2 separate regions of the Homo sapiens genome follow, and region 1 is linked to region 2. A link is a loop called in an ENCODE intact Hi-C map of the cell type or tissue named here. Cell type or tissue: OCI-LY7. All regions are shown on one strand. Each heading gives the region's core, and the rest is flanking DNA. Links, peaks and the distances in the headings are about the cores only.

The links. Peaks named below come from ENCODE experiments on the same cell type or tissue, not always from the same donor. Only the 100,000 strongest peaks of a DNase experiment are listed, where the experiment ranks them.
Region 1: a loop joins it to region 2, with 2.2 times the contacts of the local background. A loop is called at or near these places in 3 of 110 quality-filtered maps.

The regions. Positions count from the first base shown.
Region 1 is chr1:18,231,732-18,238,977 of GRCh38, forward strand. All of the region lies in intron 2 of IGSF21 (immunoglobin superfamily member 21), which reads left to right. Among named protein-coding and RNA genes, the nearest start is that of IGSF21-AS1, 59 kb to the left of the region's middle. In OCI-LY7, for the core only: CTCF peaks have their summits at 3,241 (motif pointing left) and 3,446; a DNase peak (open chromatin) is centred at 3,210.
Region 2 is chr1:18,274,628-18,281,838 of GRCh38, forward strand. All of the region lies in intron 2 of IGSF21 (immunoglobin superfamily member 21), which reads left to right. Among named protein-coding and RNA genes, the nearest start is that of IGSF21-AS1, 100 kb to the left of the region's middle. RefSeq lists enhancers at 5,746-6,260, 6,261-6,774. In OCI-LY7, for the core only: no CTCF peak of the experiment used is centred there; DNase peaks (open chromatin) are centred at 4,514, 4,924 and 6,984; H3K4me3 peaks cover 2,611 bases; H3K27ac peaks cover 4,293 bases.

The DNA of each region.
Region 1 (7,246 bases), core at 1,354-6,353, 44 kb before region 2:
ACTGCAGGAAGTTTCACTGGATAACCTGCTGTAGAACATTGAGATTTTCTTTTGCAGCCTCTGGAATACACTGTGCTCACCTGACAAGAGAATAGCAGTGAGTGATCATTGAGTCAGTTTTCCAGGCAAACTTGCCCTGAAATGAATTTTAGTAAGATGGATCTCATTTGGTAACCTGACATCATTAGATCGTGTGTGTGTGTGTGTGTGTGTGTGTGTGTGTGTGTGTGGTGAGGGAGGGTGAAAAAAGGGAGATGGTCATCATGCTCAAATCACTTCTTTGAAAACATAAAGATGTCAAGAGAGTTGTCATCCCTCTAAGGTGCTGAGTATCGTAGTTGTCTATTAAAGCCCTGTCCAACTTGAGGATGCTTTTCACCATCCCCCTCTGCTTTCTCCACTGTTACATGGGTTCATCTCCCAGATTTGAGTGTCCAGGCTTCATCTTCACAGCTCATATAGATAAGCTCCAGACAGCTTTTTTTTGGCTAATAGAGTAGGGGTGCAATTCCATATTTCACCAGTAGGAGGCTGTCAGCTAATAACTAATCTACCCTAGCACTTAAGTTGGGACTTGGTTCAAGAAAATGAATAATAAATAATGTTCTTTACTTAATCATTCCTATTTACATCTGTAACTGGGGACTTATTTATTAATGCTGCTTATACTAATTTGAGTGGCTGACATTATTGAGCCTTTACTATGTGTGAGCACTAGATCAAGTGCTTTACATACGTGATGACATTTCATTTTCATATTTTCACTGAAAGGTAGATACTATGATTAATTCTATTTTCCAGATGAAGAAACTGAGGCCATTCGAAGAGACTGTGTCTCGGGTCATGTTGCCTTCCCTGACTTCTCCAGAAAGCTGTAGGCACACCCTCCTCCATGAATCCTCTGTGTGGGTCTTTACACTAGTGCTTACCTCATCATGTCAAAATACCTGCCCCTGGACCATGACTATCTGAAGAGCAAAGACTGTCTTTTCTCCTGCTGTATTCTTGACACCTAGAGCAGAGTCACCTCAGTGAACATTTGCTAAATTAACAAATCATGGAGCTATAATGTGCACCTGTTGACAGACCATGCTATGTAGCCCACTTCTGTCTCATGTGGGCATCTGTGTAATGTTGATAGTATCTGTTGGTCAGGGGGTGGGGAGTGTGGGTCTTTGGATACTCAGGGGGCTTTGTTAAGTATGAAGGAAAAGGGAACATTTCTTATTAGGAAACACTGTCTGAACTCATTTGGTTGGAGGCCGCCTGCCCAGCAGGCAAAGCCGAAGGTCTGTTTATATCATGGAACTCCATTAAACAGCCACAGAGAATCATGGGAGTTTAACCTTTTACAGCAGTTTTTATCATCCCTCCTTTGTTTTCTCTCCTTCTTTTACAATTTGTTCCCAGGAGCCACTCTGGGCCCAGGTTACAAGGCCACAGAAAAGAGAGCCAGATAGAGAGAGAAGGAGATCTACAAACAGTGATAACATCCCTGCTTTCAGTACCCCTTTATCTCACCTTTTTCACCATGTGGGAAGATGCATACCTGGGTGTGTGTTTTGTGGTGCAGATGATGCGACCTCGCCAGGTGATCGTCCCCTCTGGGTTCTGCTGGATGCCTCTGCAATGAGGGTTTGTGGTTGCTTGGGACCATTTGAAAAGGAATTGAGACTAGAGGCTGGGAAGGCTGAGGTAGGAAGAGAGAGGACTTGAGCATCAGAATACCTGTGTGTGAGTTTGACCTTGGGTGGTGACCTAACCTTTCAGCCTTTTAGAAACTTCACCTGAAATTGGGCATGAAAACATGTATTTTGTAAGCTTAAATGAGATAATGTCTGCAACCAAAAGACCCCATTGTTCAGCTCATTGTGGCACCTATTCAATGATAGCTATTGTCATTTCATGTCTGTTGATAGCTTACAGGATCTAGAGAGGGAAATTATAGAATAAGAGGGGAAGGTATTTGGGGAGGATCACCACGGTTAGATTCCTTGAATTCCATCCTACCACCTGCATTCCCAAGGGATATGGGCAGAGACAACGCTTTAAATGGTTATGCTGGTGAACTCACTGGGTTTCAATTCTTGGAAACCCAGTGGCTTAACACAGTTAAGCCATTTCAATGGATTTTAGCTCTCCCTGAAACAGGGAGCTATTTCAAAATGGCTTTACTATCATTGGCTCTCTCTCAGTCCCAGCCCTTCACAATGTTTCATTATTTGAAGCAAAACTGAAAATGATGATCCTAAGGAGACAGGAAACAATACAGTCCAACCATATCATAAGGGCAAGAAGGTAGGTACACTCTCGGGTGACCAAGAGAGACCAGCACCAAGGTCCCAGAGGATGGGTCTAGACAACCCCTTTGGCCCTTCTTGCTTGGCAGCCACTCATCCTGGCTGCTCTTTGCTACTCCTCTGACCCCACATTCTGATCTTGAGTTCAGATCTTACAGATATAAGTCTGGAAAAGGATGTGAGTGAGGAAGACAAAAGCCAGGGTTGAGCCAACCCAACTTGCCTTGTCTAGGCCTCCTTCCCCAACCCCTGGCCTTCCAAAGAGCCAGGTTCTCCCTGATGAGGTATGTCCAGTGCTCAGTCTTATCATATCAGTCACATGGGAAGGAAGAGAAGGCAGCCAGAGAGGGCCCACCAAACAATAGTTGATTTTACAACAAATGTAATAACACATAAACAGGAAATAAGAACAAGTTCCCAGGTCTACTTCCATTGTAATCTGTATTCGTCTGTTCTTATGCTGCTATAAAGAACTGCTTAATACTGGGTAATTTATAAAGGAAAGAGGTTTAATTAACTCACAATTCTGCAGGGCTGGGGAGGCCTCAGGAAACTTACAATCATGGTGGAAGGGGAAGCGAACACGTCCTTCTTCACATGGTGGCAGGGAGAAGTGCCAGCAGGGGAAATGCCAGGTGCTTATAAAACCATCATGTCTTGTGAGAACTCACTATCATGAGAACAGCATGGGGAAAACCATCTCCATGATCCAATCACCTCCCACCGAGTCCCTTTCACGAACTTGGGAACCACAGTTCAAGACGAGATTTGGGTGGGGGCACAGCCAAACCATATCACAATCCTTTAATTCAACCCCAAGGAAAACTCCACCCCTAACCACAGCTGTTAAGTTGTAACCATCCAGACTCATCACACTGAGCTCCTCCTCCTGGGGATGGGGTGATGGGAGAAACCTTCAGCTCCCTCTAGAGGCCAGAGTGTGAATCACAATCATTGCAGCCCTGATCCTTGATCTTTAATGGAAGTTCTATTGGAAACCGGCAGGGGTACCTGACTCTGACAGCTCATTAGACTTCTCAGAGGCCACTAAAAATACACTGTTGTCTGAGACTCATTCTACAGTTATTGAATCTGAATTTCCAGGACTGGAGCCTCAGGGCATTTGTACTTTTAACGAGTTCCCCAGATGACAGTGACGCACTCAACCCAGCCACGGAGCATGTCATGGCGTTTGTGAAACTCTGATAGAGGGAGCTGTTCCATGCACTCATCCAACATTAATTCAACACATATTTATGAAACCAGGATGGTTCTAGGCACTGGGATTTCATCAAGGAAGAAGACAAGATCCTGTGCTCACACAGTTTACCATGGGGGAGGAGTTAAAAAGATAAACAAATAAGGAAGATACCAGCTAATGATAAGCGCAGTGCATATAATTAAAATCGAGTGGTGGGATAGAAAGAGATTGTGTGGTCAGGAAAAGACATTTAAGCTGAGATCGCAAAGGCAACAGGAAACCTACCATGCCAAGGGAAGAAGGCAGAATAATCCAGGCAGAGGGGAAAGCAAATGCAAGACAGTTCTGTGGGAAAAAGCTTTGTGTGTTCAAATAACAGAAAGTGCATGTGGCTGGAACAAAACGAATAGGGGGTGATGTTGGAAAAATGGGCAGAGACCGTTCATACCAGGCCCTGTGCTGTAAGAAACTGAATCTGGAGTTATTCTAAGGGCACCAGGAAGCATTGAGTTTAAGCAGAGAAGTAACAGGGTCTGGTTTACTTTATTAAAAAGGTCACTTCTGGGTGGAGAATGGTTTGCAGAGGAGGTGAGAAACTGGCAGCAGAGGGGTCACTTGGAGGTTAGAATAGTTCAGGCAAGAGGCAACAGTGGTTTGGTTGACTACCAGGATGGTGGTAGTGGAGATGATGGAAGGGAAAAATGTTCTGCTTATGATTTGCAGGTAGAAGTTAAGGGCTTGCTAACATGTGGAAGGGATGAGAGAAGGGGGGATTCAGGATGACTCCCTGCTTTGGGGCTTCGGCTGGGTTTGCAGGAGCAGTGCTATTTAATGAGACAGGGAGGACAGGACAGGAGAAGCAGGTTGCAAGGTGATATGGTTTGGCTATGTCCCCACCCAAATCTCAGTTTGAATTGTAATAATTTCCATGTGTCAAGGGTGGGGCCAGGTGGAGATAATTGAATCATGGGGGCAGCTTCCCCCATACTGTTCTCCTGGTAGTGAATAAGTCTCATGAGATCTGATGGTTTTATAAATGGGAGTTCCCCTGCACAAGATCCTCTTGCCTGCCACCATGTAAGATGTGACTTTGATTCTCATTTGCCTTCCACCATGACTGTGAGGCCTCCTCAGCCATGTGGAACTGTGAGTTCATTAAACTGTCCTTTTATAAATTACCCAGTCCCAGGTTTGTCTTTATTAGCAGTGTAAGAACAGACTATTACACAGGGACAGGCGTCAAGCACTCTCTGTTGGCTATGTTAAGCTGGGAGTGCCTCTAAGACATGGAGATGGAGCTGCTGCAGCCGCTATTGAGGCCACAAATCTGGAATGTTGGGGAGAGGTGAAGCCTGGAGACTTATACTTGGCATTGTCAGAGAATGGATGGTACCCAGTGCTAGACCCTTGGGCACTCCAATATTTAGAGATAGAAAAGTAGACCAACAGAGAGGCTGAGAAGGAGGAGGAACAGCCAGCAAGATGTGAAGACGGTGAGGAGTGGAGTGTCCTGGATTCCAAGAAAAGAAAGTGGTTTCAGAAATAGTAGAGTCAGCTGTCAGCTAGCTGTGTCTCACACTCCAGTGAGTGACTTGAGAGCAGAGAAATGACCATGAACTTGGTAACATATGGAGCCCACTGGGGACCTGGGCAAGGGCAGATTCCTTGGAGGTCGTGGGGGCTAATGCCTAGCTAGAGTGGGCTGAGGGGTGCATTGAGATCAGCAGTAACATGGCCTTGAGATTTTGTCTAGTAAAGAGTTTTGAGCTTGAACATCTGAACAAACCTTTGCAAGTAACATGAAGACCCAATTGCTTCTATTGAATCCACTCCTATTTGCATGTCATTCATAAAATTACAAGCCCACTGTCTTTTCCTACCATCCTTAGCCTTTCAATCTGGGACTGGTGGCAGCCTCGCTCTCCTCATCGAGAATGTGAAAGTGGCAGCCGAGAGCGTTTAGGGGATTCTAGTGTAATTAAAAAATGCATTTGGTATTTGAAAGAAAAATCCTGCTCTACCATTTAATTAACTCAGTGGCCTTGGATGACAACTATTCCCAAAACTTCCTAGGCACTGTACACAGGTCTGAAGGTATAAAGAAGGACAGGTGGGCCCACTCCCCTCGAGGGGAGCGCTTCCCGTCCAGTTGCCCATCATCAAGTTGTTAAGTTCTGTTTCATCACCTGGCCAATGGGCTTGACTGCACTTTCCCTAAGGATCTCACAAAGATTTGTGCAAAACAGACGAAAAGCCCCACAGACGAGCTGCTTCTGTCCCCCGTGGCGCAGGGGAAATAGGCTTCACATATATTACTTCATCTTCTCTTTTCCGCCTGGGCAAATCTTACTCATTCTCTCCTCTGTGAAGCCTTCTGACCCCTCTCACCAAAGCAGAATTAAGAGATCACCTGCTGTGTTCTCTCAGCGTTTTGTACATTCTTCAATTAGAGAGACAGCACCTGGTAGCTTAGTTATTCATCTTTGCATCTCTTGCGGAGTTTTATTTTTCCGCTTCTCCTATGTGTCATTCATAAAATTACAAGTCCATTGTCTTTAGCCTTTCAATCTGGAACTGGTAGCAGCCTTGCACTCCTCCTTGAAAATGTGAAAGTGGCTTCCCAGAGAGTTTAGGGGATTCCAATGTAATTAAACAATATATTTGGTATTTGAAAGAAAGATCCCGCTCTAGCCCTTCATTTATGAATGATCCTTGGGCCAGGGATTCTATGTGGGGGCCTCAGGGTCCCTAGGAAATATGTGGATGGGCTTCTGGGGGTGCTCAAACCCCAGAAAATATGCCTAATATGTTGTGTGTGTTTTTGTGGGAGAAAGGTGCAGAATATTCTCAAAGGACTCTGTGATGCCCCCATGCCCCAACTGAAAAACCCAGGAAATGCAACAGCAGGCATGCAGGTGTTCGCTGAGTGTGAAATGTGTAGGGCATCTCATTATCTCCACTCTTGGGTCATCAAGGTCCATATTTAGGTTGGCTCTACCAGACCCTGTAGCTGCGAGGTTGTGCCAGATGGCCCATGAGTGGTCCACGAGCTTCCAAGGAGTGCAGTGGGGAATGGGGGTGAGAGGTGAGGCAGTCAACCTTAGGCAGGAAGAGCTGCTGTGTGATTGGGATCCGTCCAGACACCACAGCTCAGTCAGCCTGGATTTGTGCACAGATGCCCTTGGACGGGAAGAGGAGATAAGAAGCAGGGTGGTGGGGGAAGACTGGCTTTGGCCACACATCACTGTTCTCCCTGGCTTGAAGGGGAGCGGTTTTTGACCAAGCAAATCCATCTTCTCTTGGGGATTAAGATCAGTTTCTGATAATGGCAAGGAGACCACTTCCCTGGTCCACATGGGGTTGATAAGAGCTCTTGGCTTCCAAACTCTTGAGAGGGGGTGCCAACAGCTGAAGTGGACACCCAAATAACCAGGTGTTTTGTTAGACCACATGCAGAGTCCACCAGTGATGGGCTCCCACACTGCATGGGTGAGAAAGACACGGCATATCTAAGGATAACACACTGATGGCTCAGCTCACTTCACTTACCAAGAAAAGAAAAGAGCAAGGGCCTGGGACACACCATCCTGCTGTGTGATCTTGAAAAAACCACAACCCCTCTCTGAGCTCCAGGATCTTCATAGGTAAAATAAAAGCGTGCAGTGAGATGGTCTCTAAGGAATATGCAGCCTCTCTCCCACCTTGCGGTCAACCTCCCCACCCCGCTATCTTTTCCCCAGAAGAC
Region 2 (7,211 bases), core at 2,064-7,063:
ATCCTAAAATATTCTTACAGAGAAAGTTTGCTGTCCACTGATCTAAACAAAGGAGTCAGGCCAAGGAAAGGCCCAGAAATCTCTTTCTTGCTTAGAACTAGAATTGGCCACCTAATGACTGGGCATGGTGGCTCGCACTTGTAATCCCAGCACTTTGGTAGGCCAAGGTGGGCGGATCACTTGAGGTCAGGAGTTCAAGACCTGCCTGGCCAACACGGTGAAACCCCATCTCTACTAAAAATATGAAAATTAGCTGGATGTGGTGGCATGCACCTGGAATCCCAGCTACTAGGGAAGGCTGAGGCAAGAGAATCGCTTGAGCCTGGGAGACAGAGGTTGTAGTAAGCCGAAATCGCGCCACTGCACTCCAGCCTGGGTGATAGAGTAAGACTCTGAAAAAACAAAAACAAACAAACAAAAAAGAAGTGGCTACCTAAATTGTGTGGCCCAATGCAGAATGAAAACAGGGGCCTCTTCTTAAAAACCGATTACAAATTTCAAATTTCAGAAGCAGAGTCTTAAACCAACTGCAGAGCCCTTGTAGGCACAGGTCTTTGTGCAGCTCTTGCAGGCTCTGGGCAGAGTTAGAAGTTGCGCTCATGCTCTTCCCTGGGAAACCACACTGGGAGTAGATCTGGGAGGCAGTCTTGACCCAGGGATCTAAGCTGGGGCTTGGCGTCTCCAATCCCCAAGCCAAACCTCCAGAAAGACCAGCCTCGGATCTACTCCCCAAGCCAAGGGGATGGAGAACTGACCTTCCCGTCTCAGCAATCCCGTCCCATTCTTGGAGCCTGGCTGTGATGAGAAGCAGAGGTGGGCCCAGCTGCCTCTCCCACCGGGAGTGTCTTGGTGATCAGACATGCAGCAGCCATAAGAAGACACATGGCAGTTTAATGGGACCCTCTCTCTGACGATGCTGTTCTCCCCATGCTCACCTGGAACTATCTGATGGGGGAGCAGTGGGGAAAGGAACCTCACCTCACCCAACTATGGAACAGCAAAATGAGAACAAGGGCTCATGGAAACCTTCCATGCTAGGTGTCCGCTCAACCCCAACCCCTTAGATTCCTGGACTAAAGTCTGTGTCATCTGCCCTTCCATTGCACAGACACCTGCAGGAGACAGGAAGCCAGATGGAAATGCGGCCAAAGTCTTTATTCCCCAGCTCCTCCCAGTGGGGCCCCTGGGTCCCTCCACCCAAGCTTTTGGGTGGAATTCTTCTTCAGCTGCTGCTCTCTTGGATTCAGGGAGACCTCCCACTCCTTTGCCCCCTTCCCTTTTCTCCTAAGAGGACTACAGTCCCCACCGGTCTCTGCCCCAGTGTTGCCTCATGCCTTATTGGAATTTCTCCGCCGTGCCCATATCTTTGTAAATCACCTTGGAATTAAGGTCTTCTTATTTATGATCTTTTCAAGGAATATCTGTTTCCTGCTGTGCCCTGCCTGGCACAACCATCTTCCCCCAACCCAAATGGCTTCAGTCAAATAGAGCCTTGTAACAGATGGAAGTTGCATCCACACTTCCTCTTGCAAAGGTGGGTGCTGAACAGGGCTCCTCCTTGGCAAGAAGTTGACCACTGTTCTGGCTGAGCAATTCTAATGCTTCCCCTGGTGTCTGCTGGGATCACTGGGTAGTATTCAGTGGGCGGCTGATCTGGTCTGCAGGGGTCAAGGCAGCTTTACCCACCTGCAGGCATGGCTAGAAGGCTGGCTCAGCAAGGTCCCCCTCCTTCTCCAGGTGGCCTCTCTAGCACCACAATGGGATGTCTTAAGCAGCAGCTCAGGATGTACTTGTTCCCAGAGCCCTGAATGAAAGCTTCCAGCCCCTAAGGCTTGGGCTTGGAGATTGGCACACGTCTGCCACGTCCGCCAATTCTATTGGTCAAAGCAGTCTCCAAACATGTCTAGTTTCAAAGGGAGAGATCGTAGACCCCCCGACCCCCGCCATCTCTAATGCAGGAATCTCAAAGAATATGTGCCATCTTTCATCTACCACACATTCCTTCCTCTCATTATCATCACCTTCTTCATTTGCTGAGAGCTGGGGTCACAAGCCATTGTCTGGGGCCAAATTTGTCCTGCAGATTGTGTTAATTTGATCTACACTGGGGTTTCTGTTTTTAATTAGATGACTTGGACCTGCATAGACTCCCTGTCTCAACACTGGTCCCACCCTTCCCGCTGCCTGCCAGGGGCTCTCTCCTTGGCTCCTGGGGCCATCGTTTGGTGGTCCTGGACTAACAGGTGCATGGGACCAGTCAGATGGGCCACACACAAGGACACTCATACATACAAATTATCAGAACTTTTATATAACTCATCTCTCCCAGCCCAATTTCTGGAAATAAATGCTGGTTCAACAAATGTGTAGACCTTTTCTGAAGTCTCCAAGATGGTGTTGGGGAAAGAGACAGGACTGAGAGACCCAGGGGCCTGTGTTCTTGTCACCGTACTGCCTGGTGGCCTTGAATAGATCGCCTGGCCTCCCTGGGCTGTTGCTTCTGCATTGTGCAGAACAAAGAAAAGATGTCACCCCTGCATCGTGCAGGACAAAGGCTGGGGTCACCCCAAGTTTGAGGCCCAGCTCCTGCCTCTTGTCTCAGGCCGATCACTCCATCACTCTGGCCTCGGTTGCCTCCTTTGAAGATTGGGGCCATAACGTGAATCCCGTGGGGTGGTTGCAAGGATGAAATACAGTGCCAGGCACGGAGCACTTGGTCCTGACAGGCCCTCCTGTACACTCTGATGCTCTGTGCCTGCGTGGGGCCTTCAGAGGCCAAACTCCCCCGCCCTAGCTGAGACTCACTCACCTCTGTGTCTAGCACAGGGGCTGACACATAGTAGGTGCTCAGGGAACCCTTGTTGGATTGGACTGACCCTTTGTCAAACAAAGCAGTAGCAAGAGAAATGAAAACGTGACTTTTTTTAAAAAAAAGAAAACTTGTGCAAGAATGTTCTTAGCAGCTTGAAGCATAGCAGAGCCCAACTGGAAACTGTCCAGGTGCCTTTTAACAAAAGAACAGCTTAACAAACATAGCGTCTCCTTGACATGGAATACTACTCAGTGATTAAAAGGAATAAACCATGGTACACACACAGCAGGGGTGGATCTAAAAAATATTATGCTGGGAGAAAAGAGCCTTCCCTGGAATCTACGTACCGTATAATTCGTTGATACGAAATTCTAGAACAGGATAAAATGTGACAAACAGATTAGAATAACGATCATCTCTCGGGTGAGGTTTGGCTGGGAAGGAGCGGAGGGAATTTTCTGGAGTAATGGTAGTGTTCTGCATCCTGAGAAGGGCTCAGCTTACACTGGTGCACGCATTTGCCAAAACTCAAAAAGAACCCTGAGTGGTACTCTTGAGATTTGTGCAATTCATTGTGTGTAAATTTGACCTCAAAAGAAAAGGAATTGTAAATAAATATTGAACTCTAAATAGAAGGTTTAGGAGTAAACTGTACAGGTGTCTGCAGCTCACTTTGGAAGGCATCGAATAAATAAGGCTGTGTGGCTGCATCGAGAGGGATGAATGGAGGGTGGGGGGAGATATGATAAAGCAAACATGGCTGCATTCATTTATTTATTTATTTATTTATTTATTTATTTATTTATTTATTTTATTTTGAGACAGAGTCTCACTCTGTTGCCCAGGCTGGAGGGCAGTGGCGCGATCTCAGCTCACTGCAACCTCTGACTCCCAGGTTCAAGCAATTCTCATGCCTCAGCCTCCTGAGTAGCTGGGATTACAGGCGCCCCCCCAACACACCTGGCTAATGTTTGTATTTTTAGTAGAGATGGGGTTTCACCATGTTAACCAGGCTGGTCTCGAACTCCTAACCTTAAGTGATCTGCCTGCCTCGGCCTCCCAAAGTGCTGGGATTACAGGTGTAAGGTTTTTTTTGTTTGTTTGTTTGTTTGTTTGTTTGTTTGTTTGTTTTGAGACAGGGTCTTGTCCTGTCACCCAGGCTGGAGTACAGTGGCGAGATCTTGGCTTATTACAGCCTCAACTTCCTGGGCTCAGGAAATCCTTCCACTGCAGCCTCCTGAGTAGCTGGGACTACAGGCACATACCACCATGCCTGGCTAATTTTCTGATATTTTTTGTAGAGATGGGGTTTCACCATGTTGCCCAGGCTGATCTCAAACTCCTTCGCTCAAGCAATCTGCCTGCCTCGGCCTCCAAAAGTGCTGGGATTACAGGCACGAGCCACTGCACCCAGCCCATGTTCACATTTTAATTGTGGAAGCCAGGTAATGGGTATATGGGTGTTTGCCTTAAAGATTTTTACACTTTCCTGCATGTTGGGAAATGTTCGTAATCAAATGTTGGGGGAAGAAAACATGAAGCTATAGAACTAAGCTAGGGCTTGTCTCTGAGCCTCATCTGTCAAATGCAGACAGCACTACCCAGACGGGCAACCCTGGGATCAAACGAGAAGCAGTGAATAAAGAGGAGCCCATGGGGACGTGGCAGGAAGCAACTTGATTCTTCTAAGCAAGCGGGGCCCCACCTCCTCATTTGGATCTCAGCTTACATGTGACCTTCTGAGGCTGCCCTCCCCTGGCCACCCATCTCTTGTAGCCATCACCCTATGTTAATGTCTGCATGGCAATTCTCTCTAGCTGATACATCTCTTCCATCTTCCTTAATTTAAGGTATATGGCTCCTGACAGTAGAATGTGGATTCTAGGAGAAGAGGGACATTGTCTAATTCATGGCAATATCTCTGGCACATAGTGGGGACACAGTAACTCTTTGTGGAATGAAGGAAGCAATGAGTAGGGCCTGCATATGCTCTATCGTAACCCCTCAAGTGTAGAATTCTGCCACCCAGAATTTGCCTAGTGTTAACGCCACCCCCATAGAACAGCAGGAAGAGAACTTAGCAATCAGCCATCCCCTGGGCCCCATTTAACAGATGGGGGAGCCAAGGCCCAGAGAGGGAATGCAAATTTCCCAGCATCCGCTACCAGTGAGTGGCTGAGCAGAGATGGGGCCCAGGTCTTCTAGCTCCCAGCTCAGTGTTCTTCCTCTCCAACTGGCTGCTGGAGCTCGTGGTAAAGTGCTGATTCCCAGGAACAGCCGGCAGATGGACAGACAGGCTTCACTGGGCTGGGCTGCCCTGATGCCATGTGTTAATTACAGCAGACAGGATATGCCAGCCTAGCAATGTTTGCCGGTGCACCCGCCCCTCGTTTAGCAGGTGGGCAGGCTGGCGCAGGCCACTGATCTGCCACGGGTCTGCCGGCGGCCGATCATGCTGACACAGGCCCAATTGTGCACAGCGCCTGCTAAGTGGGGTGGGCCAGGCAGATTGGCACAGCAAGGGCCCTCTCCGAGGACTGGCAGCCCCTTCTGACTGCATTGGTCAGCCAGACTGGTACAAGCTGGGCATCTGTCCCATGATGAGCCCTTGCTGGACACAACCTGTCTACACAGGTGTGCCCACTGACCGGCAGCCCGGGGGGTGACACGGGGACTGAGTGCTGAGCATGACCATGGGGAGACCTTGTAGGGGGTGTCACAGGCAGGGGATGTGGGCCAGAACCTCACACACAGGTACACAGATACTGGGATCAGATAGGACTCTGCCATGCTCCCGCCCCCCACACCTGCCCTGTTGACTGGTGGGATCCAAAAATCAAGTTTGCAGCCCTGAAAGAGGGGCTGGAAAAGTGGTCTCTTCTCTCCAACCCAATGCCTCTTCCCAATTGCCACTAGTTCTACTGTTCACACTGCAGCCAGGGGGATTTCTCTGATACCAATGGAGCTGATCACTCTCCTGTTTGAAGCCTTCAATGGCTCTCCATTTCCCTCCAATAAAATAATAGTAATAATAATATGCATTATTAGCATTTTACAGCTAACAGCACTCAGTTATAGCATGTGTACTATGTGAAAGACACCTTCTAAGCACTTTATAGGGAAGAACCCGATTCATCCTCCACCCTAGATGGTGGTGCTATTGCTATCCTCATTTTACAGGTAAGGAGACTGAGACAGGGAGATAGGAGATCTCAAATTGACTTGAACCTAGAGGTCTGACTCCAGAGCCTAACCACTACCAAACCCAGACTCCACATGTGTGAGCCATGACCCTCCCACACCAGGCCCTTCTACACAGCACCCCCAGAACTTGTCCTGAACCCCCCTCACTCTCTACCCAAGCCTTGCCTTCTTGTTGATGCCTGGGGACCCCCATGATCTCCTCCTGTCTGCCCCGAAGGCTCTGCTTCAACCTCCAAAGCAGGGCTCAGGGTCCCCTTCTGGGCAGGGCCTGCCCTGGACCCTCCCTGGCAGAGCTCCCCGGCCTGCACGCCAGTGCCATTTCCACTCCATGTCAGCAGCCTGCTGCTGAGCGAGCACCTGCTGCTAATGTTTCTCTCCTGACCCCAACCTCCACCTCACCCATTCTGTGAACTCCCTGATGACCCCTCTGTCCACAGGCCTGGCCTGCAGGAGGTGTTTATGAATGAAGAAATGAACGAATGAATGAATGAATGAATGAACAGGCAAGTGAATGAATGAATGAACAGGTGAGTGAATGAATGAATGAATGAACAGGTGAGTGAAAGAATGGGAAGCTGAGGTCACTGGGGTTACAGGAATGCACACCGAGGGTGTGTAGTGAAGAGTGGCTTTCTGCCGGGCATGGTGGCTCATGCCTGTAATCCCAACACTTTGGGAGGCGAGGTGGGTGCATCACCCTGAGGTCAGGAGTTCGAGACCAGCCTGGCCAACATAGTGAAACCCTGAGGTCTCTACTAAAAAAAATATAAAAACTAGCCAGTCGTGGTGGTGGGCACCTGTAATCCCAGCTACTCTGGAGGTTGAGGCAGGAGAATTGCTTGAACTCAGGAGACGGAGGTTGCAGTGAGCTGACATGGTGCCGCTGCACTCCAGCCTCAGCAACAGAGTGAGACTCTGTCTCAAAAAAAAAAAAAAAAAGAGTGGCTGTCATGGAGACACAGGTGGCTGAATAAGTCCCTCCTCCTTCCTCCTCAGCCCACTCCTTCCAGAACACAAGAGGGGAGGGCATTTGTTAAACTGGGAAAGAGCCCCCGAGCCCCTCTCTTTAGGGGCAAGCCATGTGACCCTGAACCCTGTCTCTAATGCTGGGATTTTCCAAGAGCATACTTGTCGGGAGGCAGGGAGGAGGCAGCGAGGAGCTGGACATGATCACCTGGTCTGGAGGAGGGACCTG